Regions from separate parts of the Homo sapiens genome. Here region 1 is linked to region 2. The links are chromatin loops, found by intact Hi-C in ENCODE. Cell type or tissue: Caco-2. All regions are shown on one strand. Links, peaks and the distances in the headings refer to the core of each region. The heading gives the core; the rest is flanking DNA. Region 1 overlaps LOC124907755 (a long non-coding RNA gene). Region 2 overlaps LOC112268413 (a long non-coding RNA gene).

Region 1 (8,324 bases), core at 298-8,297, 220 kb after region 2:
CATGAAGGCCACCATCCCCAGGTGTGCTAGCAGCCACTCCAAACTGTGCCACCCAAAGCCCCCTTGTGGCAAAGAGTGGACCCTACCCCTCCAAAGGCTGTCCATCTCCCCTTTCCCTGGAACACTCCCCCCATAGTATCAGCACACAAGAATCTGGGTCAGTCCTTATCTTCTAGCAAAACTGAACTCATCAAGGAATCCAGCCTTGACTTTGGTTAAGCATAAAATCACAACCATATTTCACAGACACGGTGGGTCCGGCAACCAGCAAGGGGGGGCGGTGGAGAAAACCAAGGACAGCTGGCTTGGGGTTGGAATGCGATTTTTTATCAAATAATCACATGCTATGTGCAGGCTGGGATCACACGCTTGAGGTTGCACCACGAAGAGAGTCTGCCCCATGTGTTTCCCAGCACCCATTACCTGTTTTTCCCATCATTGCTTAAAAAGGAGATTCTGTGGGCTCTGAAGGCAAGTCAGCTATGGTACGTGTGTGTGCAAGGGACGGTCAGCCAGAGAGGTGCAAACCCACAAGGAGAGCCTCTTGGGAACACAGCCCCTGCTGGTCCCTGGAGAGGGAAGGACAGGTTTCTGTCTAGCTTCTGAGTCCAGGTTTAAGAAAAGCCTTGCAGGCTGGGTGTGGTGGCTCACGCCTGTAATCCCAACACTTTGGGAGGCCGAGGTGGGCGAATCACGAGGTCAGGAGTTCGAGACCAGCCTGGCCAACATGGTGAAACCCCGTCTCTACTAAAAATACAAAAAAAAAAAAAAAAAAATTAGCTGGGTGTAGGGGCGGTGCCTGTAATCCCAGCTACTCGGGAGGCTGAGGCAAGAGAATCGCTTGAACCCATGAGGTGGAGGTTGCAATGAGCCGAGATCATGCCACTGCACTCCAGCCTGGCAACAGAGTGAGACTCTGTCTCAAAAAAAAAAAAAAAAAAAAAAAAAAAAAAAAAAGAAAGAAAGAAAGAAAAGGAAAGCCTTGCACACTTTGGGAGGCCGAGGCAGGTGAATCACCTGAGGTCAGGAGTTCGAGACCAGCCTGGCCAACAATGGCAAAACCCCGTCTCTACTAAAAAAAATACAAAAGTTAGCTGGGCGTGGTGGTGCACACTTGTAATCCCAGCTACTCGGGAGGCTGAGGCAGGAGAATTGCTTGAACCCAGGAGGTGGAGGTTGCAGTGAGCTGAGATCGTGCCACTGCACTCCAGCCTGGACAACAGAGCAAGACTCTGTCTCAAAAATAAATAAATAAATAAGGGGGCCGGGCGCAGTCGCTCACGCCTATAATCCCAGCACTTTGGGAGGCCAAGGCGAGCGAATCACGAGGTCAGGAGATTGAGACCACCCTGGCTAACACAGTGAAACCCCGTCTCTACTAAAAATACAACAAAATTAGCCAGGCGTGGTGGTGGGCACCTGTAGTCCCAGCTACTCAGGAGGCTGAGGCAGGAGAATGGCGTGAACCCGGGAGGTGGAGCTTGCAGTGAGCTGAGATTGCACCACTGCACTCCAGCCTGGGTGACAGAGCAAGACTCCGTCTCAAAAAAAGAAAGAAAGAAAGAGAGAGAAAGAAAGAAAGAAAGAAAGAAAGAAAGAAAGAAAGAAAGAAAGAAAGAAGGAAAGAAAGAAAAGCCTTGTGGTGGCTCACGCCTGTAATCTCAGCTCTTTGTAGGTGGATGGATCACCTGAGCCCAGGAATTTGAGAACAGCCTGGGTAACATGGTGAAACCCTGTCTCTATTTTTTTTTTTAACCACCACATCTGGCCTACCTGTCCCTATGATTATTATTATTATTTTGAGACAGAGTCTTGCTCTGTCACCCGGGCTGGAATGCAATGGCATGATCTCAGCTCACTGCAATCTCTGCCTCCCAGGTTCAAGTGATTCTCCTGCCTCAGCCTCCCAAGTAGCTGGGATTACAGGCATGTACCACCACACCCGGCTAGTTTTTGTATTTTTAGTAGTGATGGGGTTTTGCCACGTTGGCCAGGCTGGTCCAGAACTCCTGACCTCAGGTGATTCGCCCTCCTCGGCCTCCCTAAGTGCTGGGATTACAGGCATGAGCCACCACGCTCGGCCCCTATTATATTTTTAAAAATTATACTTTTAAATAAAAAAAAGAAAAGGCTTTCCACATCCAGAATTGTGTACTAAGCCTCGCTCCCTCTGAGAAACAGCATATACAGATGCCCACAGCTATGGGCCTTCTTCCTTCTTCTGCTCCAGGGGCAAGTAAAAGGAGGTGCAGTGAGGCAAAGGGGTGGAGGCTCAGGAGAGTGATAGGGGAAGAAATGAGCAGAGTTTCAGGAGATGAAACAGAGCAAAAGTTTGAGGTCTGAGACCAGTGAGATTCAGAGGCAGGGGCTGCTGGGGGCAGGGACTGTGGGGGCAGGGGCGGTAGGGAATGGAGGAAAGAGCATGGATCTGGGGCTCTGCTGCTCACCAGTTAGGTGACCTGGGCAATCCCCAGGCCTCTCTAAGCCTCAGTTTCCTGAGCTAGTGGAAGCCCCTAGGTCACAGGGCTATTGTAGGGATGGGTGTGCTCCTGAGGAAAACTAGCATGAGCTTGGCACCAGGCAGGTGAGGCCATGTGCTGCTCTCTGGGCCCCCAGCTTCTGTCCCCCAGACCCTGGTGTCAGACAGGACCTGGTGAGAAATCCTTGCGGCCCTAGCCTGCCTAAGCTGTGGAGGGGCTTGTCCAGGACCTGCCAGGCAGAGGCTGCAGAAGGGTTCACTTGGCCTTTTCAGTCCCTCTCAGTCCCTTACTGTCTGCCTCTCAAGAACATCCTGGCACTTGCTGCTCCACAGCCCTGCTGGGGTCCTGGGTGGGACTTTCTGGGGGCAGAGGAAGAAATTCCAGGGCCTGCCCTTGACGAGCTCATAGTCTAACTGGGAAGAGAGTAGTGGCTCACTATCCAGAAAACATGGAAAAGAGACTGTGGTTTGGAGAAAGCAGGAAGCGTTCAGAAGCGGGAGGCAGAACAGGGGAAGGCGCTGGAGCCTGAAGGATGGAGCGGACCAAGTGCAGAGGGGATGGAGGGCACTGCAGGCAGGAGGCACAGCGAGAAGAATGGCCTGGAGGGTTGGATGGGGAACACGGGGTCCTAGAGACGGAAGCAGGGTCCAGGCTGTGAGTGGTGGGGCCGCCTCAGCTGGGGAGTTATGGTAAGGATAAACAGAAGGGCTCTGGGGCCGCCCAGAGTGCATACCCCCCAGGGTGCAGACGGGGGAACAGCAATTGTCTCTGAGGGGGATCCTCACCTCCCTATCTCATCGGCCTAGGAGACAGGACCTCACTTGACTGGCCCACAGCCAGGCCCTGGCTGTGTTGACAAATGGGTCCTTCCCCCTGGCCTGGTGAGCTGAGATGTGGCATTGTTAAGCTGCAAGTGAGTCACAGAACTTTTCCTTCCCTTTCTTCCTCTCTGCCCTGCTTGTCCCACACCCTGCTCATTTTTTTTTTCTCTCTCTCTCTCTCTCTCTCACACACACACACACACACACACACTTGCCTTTCAGAACCTGTGAACTATAAATAAGTGCTTTATCACCATAAATGACTTGATCCAGGCTAGGGTCGTGAGGGGCTTGGCTCAGGTTCCTGGGCATGTGGATACCTGCAGAGTGGGTTCCTGAGCACGTGAGGGCACAAGCGTGCAGTCTCGGACAAGGTGGAGTCTCAATGTGTGAGCTTGCTGAGGCCAGGGCAGTGTCTGGGAAGGGAGTGGAGGCATCTTTGTGTCTGTGGGGTTGTGGTGGGAGGGAGGTTTCGGGGGCTGTGAGGCGAGCACAGGCGTGTGTGCTGTCTATGCCCCCAAGGGGACAGGGCGTGGGTGGAGAACGTATTTGTGCCCGAGGTGTGTCCGCAGGGATATCCGTGTGGTGAGTGTGGGAGGAGGGGCGCTGGGCATGGAGGAAGTGTTTCTGTCTGTCTGTGTGTGTGTTGTGGGGGTGGCGGGGATTGGCGGGGGTGGGTTGTGCCTGGCCAGCCAACCTTTACATCTGGTTCTGCAGGATGTGAAAAGGTTTGTGACTGAGGCCAGTGGCACACCCTCCAGTCGGATCAGAGGGTTGGAGATAAACCCAAGTGAGCAAGCATTGGTGGCTGTGGCCGTGTGGTGTCCCATTCCTGGGGGGCTCCAGGAGATAGGGAAGCTCATCTGACTTCCTGAGGGCCTGGCAGCCCCTCCTGCCCTCCTCAAGGTGGTCCATCTGCCACGCCAAGCCCAGCCAGAGAGAAGGGGCACCCGGAGCACAGTGCCTGTGACTCTGCAGGCAGGGCACCGGCGGGCACCCAGGGAGGACCTGCTCTGTTCCCACTCACGAGCCCCTCCCACCTGACGCCGCCCCAGCTAGACTGAGAACCCCAGGAGGCAGGGCTTGACTTTTCTTTCTTCTCCCAGCCTCAGTCTCCCCAGATGTCAAAGGAGGACAATGATCTCTACAGAGAGGGGCTAACTGCACCGGGGTGAGCTTGGCGTCGTGGCTGGCAGGGAACGGAGGCTCCCTTCCTTCACCTCCCAGCCTCCAAAGAAAAGGTTCAGTTGAGGCCTCCTTGGGGGTGGGTGCGGGTCCTTGGGCCATCTCTAGGGGGCGCTGACAGTCAGCCAGCACGTGCCTGCACCTGTCCCTAGTTAAATGAGCAAAAGACAGCTGAAAAAAAGAACCCAGGCAGGCCTTGGGGCAGGGCAGAGGGTCTTGAGGCTAAGTGTGAATGGGGGATGGAAGTTCAGTGGGGCGTGACTGGAGGGTTTGTCTGGGGCATGTGTGACTTCTGTCACCCACTGGCCTAAGAAAGAGCACCAAAGGCCCTTCTGTGAATAAACTCTCAGGCTAACGCAGGCTGGGCTTCATGGAAGGGATGGAAGGGAAGGTAGTCCTTGGATGTTTGGTTGAGGCCCCACTCCTCCTGGGATGGTGGAAGGAGGGCAATGAGGCATCAATGGGGTTTCCTTCTTTCCCTCTCCTTTGCGAGCCTCACCAAGGCAGGCCTGCCACCTGGAGCCCCTCAAGGAGATGAGAATCCACAGTCCCCGTGCCAGGAGGTGGCAGCAGGCAGAGTGATGGGCCCTGGAGGGAGGGCTCACTTGGGGCACTCTCGCCTTTTAAAGGCGGCTGCTTTCTCCTGGGATTACCCCCATGATTTGGGGTCCCTGGGGGCAATGCCATGGCCTCCATGCAACCAGGCCTCCTGAGTGGCTGCATTGCTGGCAGGGAGGTAGCTCTAAGGTCAATTCTGAACCTGCCTCCCTCCAGCACTGCCCATCCATAAAGGGCATCTGTGCCCAGGCAACACCCACCCACCTGGGGCTTGGGGAGCCGGGGCTGCTGCAAACACAGTGCCGCAGTGAAAGTGGGACAAACGCGCCTGTGTGCATCCTGGCCGAGGTGCCGGAGGAAGCGTGGTCGGGGCAGAAGTGTTAATGGGCCTCCTTCCTGCCGTGCCCTGCCCGTGCCAGCTCCTCGGTGCTCATCCCGGCTCCCTGAAATGCTCGCTTCCACTCAGGGCCAGCGCACTCCCTCCACGTCCCTGGCCGCAGATCTGTCCTGCTTTGACAAATAACCCGCTCAGCCTTCGGGTTTATGGTTTTTCCGTGCGCCTTCCTTCATGTGGTTGGGAACCAAGCTCTGGTCTCCAGAGCTGTGTGGGGCTGGGAATGGCGCCTGGACCTGCAGGGCTCCCCAAGCAACAGTGCAGGGGGACTGGAATCCTGCTCTCAGGGAGACAGGGCCCATCAGGGAACCACGTAGGAGGGCCAGCGCCGCATGCTAAAGGGGCATAGGCAAGGGAAGGGGTCTGCAGGGACAGTCTGCAGGAGCCAGGAGGGCTTCCTGAAGGAGGCTGAGCTTGAAGGATGGAGGGGCCAAAGGAGACCATTCCAAAAGCAGACAGCACCAGCCCACAGGATGGTGAGCAGCAACTGCAAGAAGAGAAGCTTGGGCACTCGTGGGTTTGTTTTTATTTTTGCTTTTAAATGTAATATTTGGGCCGGCTGTGGTGGCTCATGCCTGTAATCCCAGCACTTTGGGAGGCCGAGGCGGGTGGATCACCTGAGGTCAGAGTTTGAGACCACCCTGACCAACATGGAGAAACCCCGTCTCTACTAAAAAATATATATATATATTAGCCAGGCCCCAACTACTCGGGAGGCTGAGGCAGGAGAATCGCTTGAATCCAGGAGGCGGAGGTTGCAGTGAGCTGAGATCGCACCATCGTACTCCAGCCTGGGCAGCAAAAGTAAAACTCCATCTCAAAAAAAAAAAAAAAAAAAGTAATATTTGTTAAGCAACAACTGTGCCCTGTGCTAAGTAAGTCTCATGAGTTCATTATCTCATTAATTTTCACAAAAACTCGCAAGTACTGTCAACCTCATTTTATAGGTGACAATCCTGGGGCCCAGGAGATAAAGTAGCATGCCTTGGGGGAGAGCTGGTTAGTGGCAGAACAAGGATGGAAGCCCTGGCAGGCATCCAAGGCAGGATCCACATGTTAAAGAGAAACCACTACACTGCACATTCTGGTCAGTCACTGTTGGACTTTTGCATTTGAGCCAGGGCTACCCATCTGGTGTCCCTGAGTCCCTGGGTCTGCCCCAGGAGGGCCAAGGAGGAATCAACTAATTCCAGGGCTATCTGTCCCCTCAAAGACACAAATTTGCACATGCTGGGAGCCTCAAGCCCCTTAGGAATCAGCATCATCCACAAGCTGATGCCTCCCACATAAGGGAACACATTTTCTTTTTTTCTTTTTTTGAGTCAGAGTCTCACTCTGTTGCTCAGGCTGGAGTACAGTGGCTCAGTCTCGGCTCACTGCAACCTCTGCCTCCCAGGTTCAAGCAATTCTCCTGCCTCAGCCCCCCGAGTAGTTGGGATTACAAGTACCAGCCACCATGTCCGGCTAATTTTTTGTATTTTTAGTAGAGACGGGGTTTCACCATGTTGGCTAGGCTGGTCTCGAACTCCTAACTTCAGGTGATCCGCCTGCCTCAGCCTCCCAAAGTGCTGGAATTACAGATGTGAGCCACCACACCCAGCCAAGGGGACACATTTTCAAAAGTACTTAGGGCTGTTGAATAAAATATACACTCATCTAAAAGCATTGCATGCCGGGCACAGTGGCTCATGCTTGTAATACCAGCACTTTGGGAGGCCAAGGTGGGCAGATCACCCGAGGTCAGGAGTTCAAGACCAGCCTGACCAACACAGACAAACCCCATCTCTACTAAAAATACAAAAAGTTAGCTGGGCGTGGTGACGCATGTCTGTAATTCCAACTACTCAGGAGTCTGAGGCAGGAGAATTGCTTGAACCCCAGAAGCGGAGGTTGTGGTGAGCTGAGATCATGCCATTGCACTCCAGCCTGCGCAACAAGAGCGAAACCCCATCTCAAAAATAAATAAATAAATAAAATTTTAAAAAAATTAAAGCACAGATGAAGGTATCCTTGCAGATGGTCATTTGTCTTTTTTTTTTTTTTTTTTTTTTTTGAGACGGAGTCTTGCTCTGTCACCCAGGCTGGAGTGAAGTGGCACAATCCGGGCTCACTGTAAGCTCCACCTCCCGAGTTCACACCATTCTCCTGCCTCAGCCTCCTGCGTAGCTGGGACTACAGGCATGTGCCACCACGCCCAGTTAATTTTTTTTTTTTTTTTGTATTTTTAGTAGAGACGGGGTTTCACCATGTTAGCCAGGATGATCTCGATCACCTGACCTCATGATTCGCCTGCCTCGGCCTCCCGAAGTGCTGGGATTATGGGGGTGAGCCACCACGCCCAGCCCATTTGTCCTTTTTTTAATCAAAAGATTTTAAAAGTACAAGTACTGCCACAGAGTGCAGGTCTGCAAAGTGTTTCGACTCTACAAAAGAGTGTTTGTATTTTAAAAGTTCAGGAACCATTTTACGGACTAAGACACTGAGGCCCTAGGAGATAGGGCTTCTTGGCCAAGTTGCAGAGCCAGCTGGGGCCCAGGGAGTTTAATCCAAGTGGTGTGGGTCTCCCTTTCTCTCTGTTCAGGGAAGTGCCCCCTTCATCCCCTCAGAGAAGGGCCCCAGGACTGCAGGACAGGCCATGGGGGGTGCAACCTTGGGAGGCATGAAGCTTGAGGAACTGAAGGGCTAGGAGAAATTCAAGGGCTGGGCACAGTGGGTCACACCTATAATCCCAGCATTTTGGGAGATCAAGGCAGGTGGATCACCTGAAGTCAGGAGTTCAACACCAGCCTGGCCAACATGGTGAAACCCCGTCTCTACTAAAAGTACAAAAAAATTAGCTGGGCGTAGTGGCAGGTGCCCATAATCCCAGCTACTTGGGAGGCTGAG
Region 2 (8,324 bases), core at 163-8,162:
TGCCTCCATGTGCACACTGCCAGTCCCCGGAACACTGCTTATGTCTTTGGTTTTGTTAAACTGTTTGTTCTGAGAGGACAAAGACCACATCTAATGACCAGGGATGTGGTTGCAGGAATTTTTACTTCAAAAGGCATGTTGGTCTCCATGGCCTCTCAAAGCTCCTACACCCTGAGCCTTAAAGCTTCTCAGCTCTTCCCCTCGTTCTCCCCATTGTGCCTGCTTCTGGATTGGGTAGAAGAGAGGTGCTTAGGAAGGATGTATTGAGCTGCTGTCTAACTCTTTCTGTAAGCAAGGGCACAGGCCCCTGAGACAATGGTGGAAAAGCTCTCCTGTTTTCAAAAGTCCCTCAACGTGCAGGCCCCTTGGAGGCAAAGCACCTTCAGGATTTTAGAATCAGAGTTTTTTCTGGGCCGCAGGACAACCTGCTCTGGCACTCGCTCTGGCCTGGCCATCTCTGGGCTCCTCTTGGTCAGTATCTGGGCAGCCTTTTAGAGGGCCTGGAAACCACAGCTAGCCCTTCCCAGAATGACTCGACATCCAACGTGGACTCAATTCCAGTCCCCCTTGGCTCCAGGAGGCCCGTCCCACAGGACAAGGCCAGGGCCACAGAGGTCCCAGATTTTCTCAGATTCACTGCTGACCAGGGGCAGCCATGCCAGAAATTCTGCAAAATGCCAAGCACAAGCACTCTCAAGCGGTGGCTTCATAGTTCCCACAACCTCATCTACCATACTCCATAATGTCTAGGTGGAGTGAGTTCATCTCAGACGGGAACACATTTTTCCTCCTGTGACTTCTCCCCTGACTCAAGTCTACAACCACCAGGAAACTGCTTGGGACAAGGCTGGGGCAAGGAGGCAGGGCCCGTGGAGTTGGGACCAGGGCAGAGCACCCTGCCCCGTGGAGCCTAGATCCTTGGCCCCAGCACCCCTAGAAAACATGGCTCCTCGGGCGCGGTGGCTCATGCCTGTGGTCCCATCACTTTGGGATGCCAAGGCGGGTGGATGACCTGAGGTCGGGAGTTCGAGACCAGCCTGACCAACGTGGAGAAACCCCGTCTCTACTAAAAATACAAAATTAGCTGGGCATTGTGGTGCATGCCTGTAATCCCAGCTACTCAGGAGGCTGAGGCAGGAGAATAGCTTGAACCTGGGAGGCGGAGGTTATGGTGAGCCGAGATCACGCCATTGCACTGCAGCCTGGGCAACAAGACTGAAACTCCATCTCGAAAAAATAAAAGTTAAAATAAATAAAAATAAAAATTTTTGAAAACCTGGCTCCTCAAGGAGCCACATTCTAGACAGAGCTGGAGAAGTTGATGGGGCTTGGGTTTAAGTTTGCATTGTGACCTAGGCACCCTAGGAGATGGCACCCATGTGCCCAGAGCTCAGACAGGACTTTTCTGTCTGCCTCCCTCACCCAACACTTTGCAGCATTGGGTAGACTGAATAGAGTTGTGACTGTAGACACAGGAGACTCAATAACCATTTCTTCACATCTGCTTGAGACCATCTGGCCTTTGCATCTTGCCAGGCATGAGTTATTCCTCTCTTAACCCATGGAATCCATTGCCTGGCACGGCTTCCACGCCCTTGCACCATCCACATCCTCCCGTCCACATCCCCCCGTTCTCCAAGGTGGGCTCCATCCTACCTTCACCTCCTTCATTCCCTACCCTGGAGCCCTCAGGGACCTCCTTTTATCCCTTAAGCTCTTAACTCTCAACGTCTGCACCACTCTCATGTGGTAGTAATCCCCATTCAACATGTAACATTGTTTATCATCTCAGGTGGCTATGAAGGGCTTTGTATGTGCCTCTTCTATCCCCAAGCACACTCTATTTTTTTATTTAGTTATCATTATTTTTCTGAGACACAGTTTCAATCTGTCACCCAGGCTGGAGTGCAATGGCAGGATCTTGGCTCACTGCAACCTCCGCCTACCAGGTTCAAGAGATTCTTGTGCCTCAGCCTCCTGAGTAGCTGGGATTACAGGCATCCACCCCCATGCCTGGTTAAATTTTGTAATATTAGTAGAGACTGGGTTTCACCATGTTGGCCACGCTGGTCTGGAACTCCTGACCTCAAGTGATCCAACGGCCTTGGCCTCCCAAAGTGCTGGGATTACAGGTGTGAGCCCCTGCGCCCAGCCCCTTTAAACCATAGTTTAAACCAGCATACTTTAAACCAGCTCTGTTCAGTAGACTTCTAATGTGAACTACTTATGTACTTTAGAATTTTTCAGCAGTCACATTTAAAAGTACCAAAAAGAGACAAAATGAGTTTTAATACATTTTATTTAACCCAATATATCATAAAAGGTTATCATTCCAATATGGGAGTAATATAAAAATTATTAGTTAGACATTTTACATTTTCTTGTACAAAGTCTTCGAAGTCTGGTGTGCAGTTTATAGAAAGCTCTTCATCTGATTTAGATTTAATAATGACCTCTCCTTCTCTTCCACCTGCCCAATACCAAGCCAGAAAAGATGTAGCCCCACAAGCAGGGCATTCTGGGAATTGTAGTTCCTAGCTTCTCTCAGAGCCACAGAGAAGACCTTGGAAAGGGATAGTGGTGATGAATTGACCACAGACAATCCGGCCCATTATTCCACTGGGCAAGTGCTCCTAGAAGTACATAGGAGCCAGTTGCCAGGTTGGAGGAACAGCAAGGCTGCACAGGGAGGGAGGGCAGTGGGCACGGCAGGGGACCCTGAGCGAGCTGACTCCCAGGGGCAGAGGGAAGAGGAGCCTCTGGTGGGGGTAGGAGAATAAGAGATGGAAGGGCACGGAAGGAGGAAAAAGGTGGGTCTCTGTGAGTCCCTACCGCATTCTGGACATACAGGTGCTCTAGTGTCATGAGGCGGCCAGGCCCGCATTTCAGTGACCCCCACATTGGGGCGGGGCGAGGCTCACAGGTGTCACTCCCCCTGACTCTGGGTGCTAAGAGGAGCTGGGGCAAGGTGGTTGCCCCCAAGGCCTCAGATACTCTACTTCAGTGCTTCAGTGTGGGTGGACTCAGAAGCCGTAGGGACCCCACCCCTCCAGAAGGCTTCCCAAGCAACTCTCCTGTCAGCCTGGACTCCTGACTTCGATGCTTGTTCGCACATGCATGGCCACAGCTCGTTTGCTGTGCTGCACGGGGCATGCCCCCACTCACAAGGAGCCCTTCGGGGTCAGAGCCCAAACTATCTTCTAAATCCCACAGCATCTTGGAAGGTGCCCTACACATCTGTGCTGAAGGGAGCTGGGGTGGAGGCCAGGAAGAAAGGTTTGCAGGCATCGGCAGAGCCACTGAAGCTGCTCCTGTCACCAACAACCAAAGCTCTGAAAGAAAGGGGAGAAGTCCCTCCGGGGCCCCTTCCTTCATGCCCTGAGCAGCCAACCTGGCTCATACAGACCTCAGAGACCCAAGAGACATCAGAGATTAGCCAGAGCCAGTCCTTAGGCTTTCGAAAGGAGCAGCACAAACACACATAGGTGTGGGGGCATGAGGGGGGAGGAGGTGGTGGTGCTCCTGGCTGCAAGACACTAAGAGCACGGGGCCACACTGCTGGTGCTCAGCCCCAGCAGGGGCAAGGCTCAAGAGGGAAGCTGGAGTGTCCTCTTGGAGAGACCCCCACTGAATTAGATCACCTGCCTATTAATGAGGAGACCCCCTGACTGAGGACGCCAGCCTCTGACCAGTGGCTGAAACCCGTCTTCTAGGCATTAATCCAGAAGTTAGATGTACCATGAACCTTCTGGTCTTTCTTAAGAATCGTGGGATTTTTGGCCAGGCGCGGTGGCTCACGCCTGTAATGCCAACATTTTGGGAGGCCGAGGCTGGTGGATCACGCGGTCAGGAGATCGAGACCATCCTGGCTAACACGGTGAAACCCCCTTCTCTACTAAAAAACACAAAAAATTAGCTGGGCTTTGGTGGCTGGTGCCTGTAGTCCCAGCTACTTGGGATGCTGAGGCAGGAGAATGGCGTGAACCCAGGAGGCGGAGCTTGCAGTGAGCCGAGATCGCGCCACTGCACTCCAGCCTGGGCGACAAGAGTGAGACTGTCTCAAAAAAAAAAAAAAAAAAAAAAAAAAAAAGAATTGTGGGATTTTAGGGCTAGGCTGAGTTATGGTCTGAAGCTCACCTAGTCCAAGGCTGTCACCTCGCAGATAAGGAGACCAAAGCAAACGTGGAGTGAAGCTGGAGGTGGGCCTGGTCTCCTCCACAGAGGCCTTTCCTTCTTCCCCACCCTCCCCTTGGTCCTCCCTACTAGCCCCCACCATACGTTCTCTCTTTCATCCTCTCTCAGGGCTGGAATCTTTTCCCTGATAGCCCATCTTCTAAGACACAGCGGTCCCCAGATGTTACTTGAGCAGAAACAGAGCAAGCGCGGAGTGCCTGATGCCTCTGAGAACCTAATGAATGGCTCAGATGTCACGTGGCGATCTGGAGGGGAACACACATAGGACAGAAAACCAGACCCCACGGGACTGTTGAGCCCTCCAGAGTCAGACCGTGGTGTCTGAAGCAATGAAATAGGGTTAATTTGGCAAGGCTTGTCCCTGGGCACAGTTTCCCTCCCCGGCTCCAGTTTGTGCTTGCAATTCAAGTTTCTGGCACCAGATGGCAGCGTTGCTCTGTTATGAATGACTTGATGGAACAGTTTTAAAAGTCATTCATTCATTCATTCCACAAGTATTTACTGAGTGCTTTCAATGTGCCAAGCCCTTTTCTAAGTTCTTGGGATAGAGCAGTGAACTAAACACAAAAATCTGTGCCTCCTGGGAGCTTCATTCTCATGCAGGAAGACAATGAATAGATGAGAAAAACATTTGGCGCGTCAGATGATAGGTGCTATGGAGAAAAAAAATAAAGCAGATAGGGATGAAAGGAGGGCTGGAATAGGGGCATTGTGAAGTTAAAGGGGAGGTCAGAGATAATAAGATCAGGGAAACAGAGCTGCGCAGAGCAATGGAGGCTCTAGGCAGTGGGCGAAGCAGAGAATGTTTACATGGGAAGGGGCTTTAGAGGTGGCTTTGTTACATTTGACAGTTGGGGACACTGAGGCCCAGAGAGCTCAGTCTCAGCTGAAAAATCTGCCTCAATTGAAATGACCTGCCCAAGTGAAAAATCTGGAGGCAGGCAGCCTAGAGTTTCAGGTCCACCACATCCTACCCCGCTGCCCCTGCCACCTCCTAAACCCACCTCAGTCCTCCCGCAATGCAGCAGGACTAGGAACTCACCAAACTCTGTTTGCTTTTCTTTCTGGACACATTTTCTAGCCTGCCTTGCTATTACCATGTGCAGCTACCAAGTTCTGGCCAATGGCTATTGGGCAGGAGTAAGGTACATCTATTCCAGGCCTGGCCTCCAACAGTTCCTGTATCATCTTCCACGTACCACCTCCACTCCTTCCCCATCAGTGCAACTACAAGCACAAGACTCCAGAACTCTAGGGAATGAGGATGTTGCTAAAATAAGGGGGCCCTCTATGACTGCATGGAGATGAATACCCCATCACCATGCTTTGGACTGTGGTGTGACTGAGTTTGGTATGTTGAGCTATTGGGAGGTGGGGGTTGTTTGTTACAGCAGCTTTCTTACCCTAACTAATACACCCACCATCACTGAACCCAACTGAATGCATAGCCCGCCCAGCCTCAGCTCCCAACACTATATGGAGGACATCTGATGCTTCTGCCAACCCTTTCTCTCTTTGCCTGCTCTGAAGCCCATGTAGTCCAATGCCATTACCTCACAGATAAGGAAACCAAAGCAAATATAGCTGGTCATAGCTCCCTTTATATTCCAGGAGCCAAACCAGTTCTTGGTGAAGTTCTTTCTTATGATGCCTCTCCACCATCACCCAGAGCTGGGCACATGACCCAGGTGGTCATTCTGAGCACACAGTCCTCCCGGCCAAGTGACTGGTTCAGGGATAGACACATCATGCAATCAGAGTCTTGCTTAAGATTCAAGCTATAGATGCTGGAAAGAGGATCTGTCTTCCTCTGAGATGCTGAGTGATGACCAAGAGAGTTGGAAGCTGCTGGAGCCATTGCCCAAGGATATGAGGAAGAAGCTGTTGGGGGAATGAAACTAACATGTAAAGGTGGCCATAGAGCTGGAGAGAAAATCATACTCCACCATATTGTTGTTCCAATCTTGCCTGAAGTCAGGTCTTCCTTCAATTTCCCCAGTTACAAGGGCCAGTTAATTATCTTTTTTTTTGTGAGACGGAGTCTCACTCTGTCACCCAGGCTGGAGTGCAGTGGTGTGACCTCGGCTCACTGCAACCTCTGCCTCCCGGGTTCACGCCATTCTCCTGCCTCAGCCTCCCAAGTAGCTGGGACTGCAGGTGCCCACCACCACACCCGGCTAATTTTTGTATTTTTAGTAGAGATGGGGTTTCACCGTGTTAGCCAGCATGGTCTCGATCTCCTGACCTCGTGATCCGCCCGCCTCGGCCTCACAAAGTGCTGGGATTACAGACGTGAGCCACCACACCCGGCCAATTATCTTTTTAAAAATTTTGATTCAGTTTGAATTTCTGTCACTTAGAGCACAAAGAGTTCTGATTAATAATTATTGGACTAATATTTACTGAGCCCTACTGTGAGCCAAAAAACTGGGATAAAATAGTGAGCAAATTAGACACCAGCCCCTAGGATCCCCTGTCCACCATATACAGATATATGTGACAGGTAGGTTTGATGCCAATGAGAAGTTGTTGAGAAGTCGGGTCTCATTTTTCCACTTTCTAGGTTGCTGGCTTATCAAGATAAAGGAAGAAATATTTGCTTTTTCCTTTACCCTTCTGGAGCACCTGGCCTTTGAGTTCTTGAGGTTTGAGATTTCCTTATCACGAGGAGGAAAGTAACAGTCTCTGGTCTGTGTTTCCGGCTGAATGGAGAAGTTGCCAGGCCAGGTGGGCTGCCCCTGTGATTTGAAAGGCCTACGCCCCTTAGGAGGTGGTAAACAAAGTGTCAGTCAGATTTGGCCAGGGGAGGGCCATGGCCTTCAGGGCTTGTGAGGCTCTTTGGACTGAAGGCGAGAGGTGTTAGGGGTTTTGCAGGGGCCCCAGAGATCCGCCCCCATCAAGTGCTGCAGTGGCAGGGCCCTGGATGTTGGTGGGGGCTGCCCTGTGCCTTGGAGAACTGCGCCCAGATGCCCAGTCTCAGGAACCTTGAGCAATGCCCCCCAGGTCAAGCCTGCCTCAAAGTTGCCCTAATCCCTCTACTGTCTCGTGGGCAGCACTGGGGACAACCATGGTTGACAGTTAAGTCCCTACTATGTTAAAAACACATGTTTTCATGGGTGGGGCAAACTCTGGGGTCTTTCTGCATCACCTTCTGCATCAACTTTCTATAACTTTGACAAAGGAGGGTTTTAGCCAGATGCAACTTAATGTGGAACATTTAAGAAATGTAACATTTCTTGAATCCTAAATTTTGTGGCATGATATCATTTGTAATATATTTAATTACAAATTGTTGCAAACTATGAGGGGAAGTGACTGGGCTCCATGAATCCATATAACAGGAGGATCTGATCAATTCAGGGGCATAAATATATTTTGCTCAGAGGGACTAGCTCTAGAAAACCTCCTAGGATGCATTTAGGCTTCAGTGAAATGGAGTTTAGTTCCTGAAATTTGTTTTTTACCAAGACAAATGGTAACAATCGCTTAGTTACGTGCAATTGCTTTAGGCTCTCTTGAGCCTCGTTGTTCAACATCCCAGAGGAAGACAGACCCCCTCCAGCATCCACAGACAAAATTTAAAGCAAGACTCTGGTTGGTATCATCAGGTCACATGTCCCTCTCTGAACCAACCAAGCCAAGAGGATTGTGTACTTGGAATGGCCAGCCTAGATCACTTTATTCAATCCCCACAACCACCTCCTGGGGTAAATATCATTAGCCCTCATTTTACAGATGAACAACTGATGTGGAAATAGGTTCATTTACTCCTCCAAAGTTGTGATGGACAACCTCACCAAAGTTATCTCTTCACAACCTGAGACTGGGTTGTGGGAGTGGGGATGGAAAAGATTCTGAGAAAGACTTTTCATCTCTGATCAAATAAGAAAAGCACATAAAGAGAGCTCTTGCCACATTGACCATCACCCTACATCCTGACTTTGGAAGGAGATTTAAGAAGATGTGATATCTGGAACTGTGGCAGCCATCTTGAGACCATATGGGGATGAGGGAGAGAATTTAGAGGCATTGGCATCTTGGAGTTGCAAAGCCAACTTGAGAATTGCCTGCCTCTAGACTTTTTTTTTTTTTTTTGAGACTGAGTCTTGCTCTGTAGCCCAGGTTGGAAT

Evidence for each region. Peaks named below come from ENCODE experiments on the same cell type or tissue, not always from the same donor. Only the 100,000 strongest peaks of a DNase experiment are listed, where the experiment ranks them.
Region 1: a loop joins it to region 2, with 2.3 times the contacts of the local background. A loop is called at or near these places in 3 of 110 quality-filtered maps.

What each region holds. Positions count from the first base shown.
Region 1 is chr2:43,165,535-43,173,858 of GRCh38, forward strand. It overlaps LOC124907755 (a long non-coding RNA gene), which reads right to left. Exons shown (of 2, transcript XR_007086298.1): 2 at 5,945-6,254. Among named protein-coding and RNA genes, the nearest start is that of ZFP36L2, 57 kb to the right of the region's middle. RefSeq lists enhancers at 2,157-2,803, 4,096-4,741, 4,416-4,710, 4,917-5,602 and a silencer at 3,933-3,992. In Caco-2, for the core only: a CTCF peak has its summit at 4,594 (motif pointing right); a DNase peak (open chromatin) is centred at 4,603.
Region 2 is chr2:42,942,414-42,950,737 of GRCh38, forward strand. All of the region lies in intron 1 of LOC112268413 (a long non-coding RNA gene), which reads left to right. Among named protein-coding and RNA genes, the nearest start is that of LINC01819, 93 kb to the right of the region's middle. RefSeq lists an enhancer at 3,138-3,937. In Caco-2, for the core only: a CTCF peak has its summit at 4,588 (motif pointing right); DNase peaks (open chromatin) are centred at 4,608 and 6,948.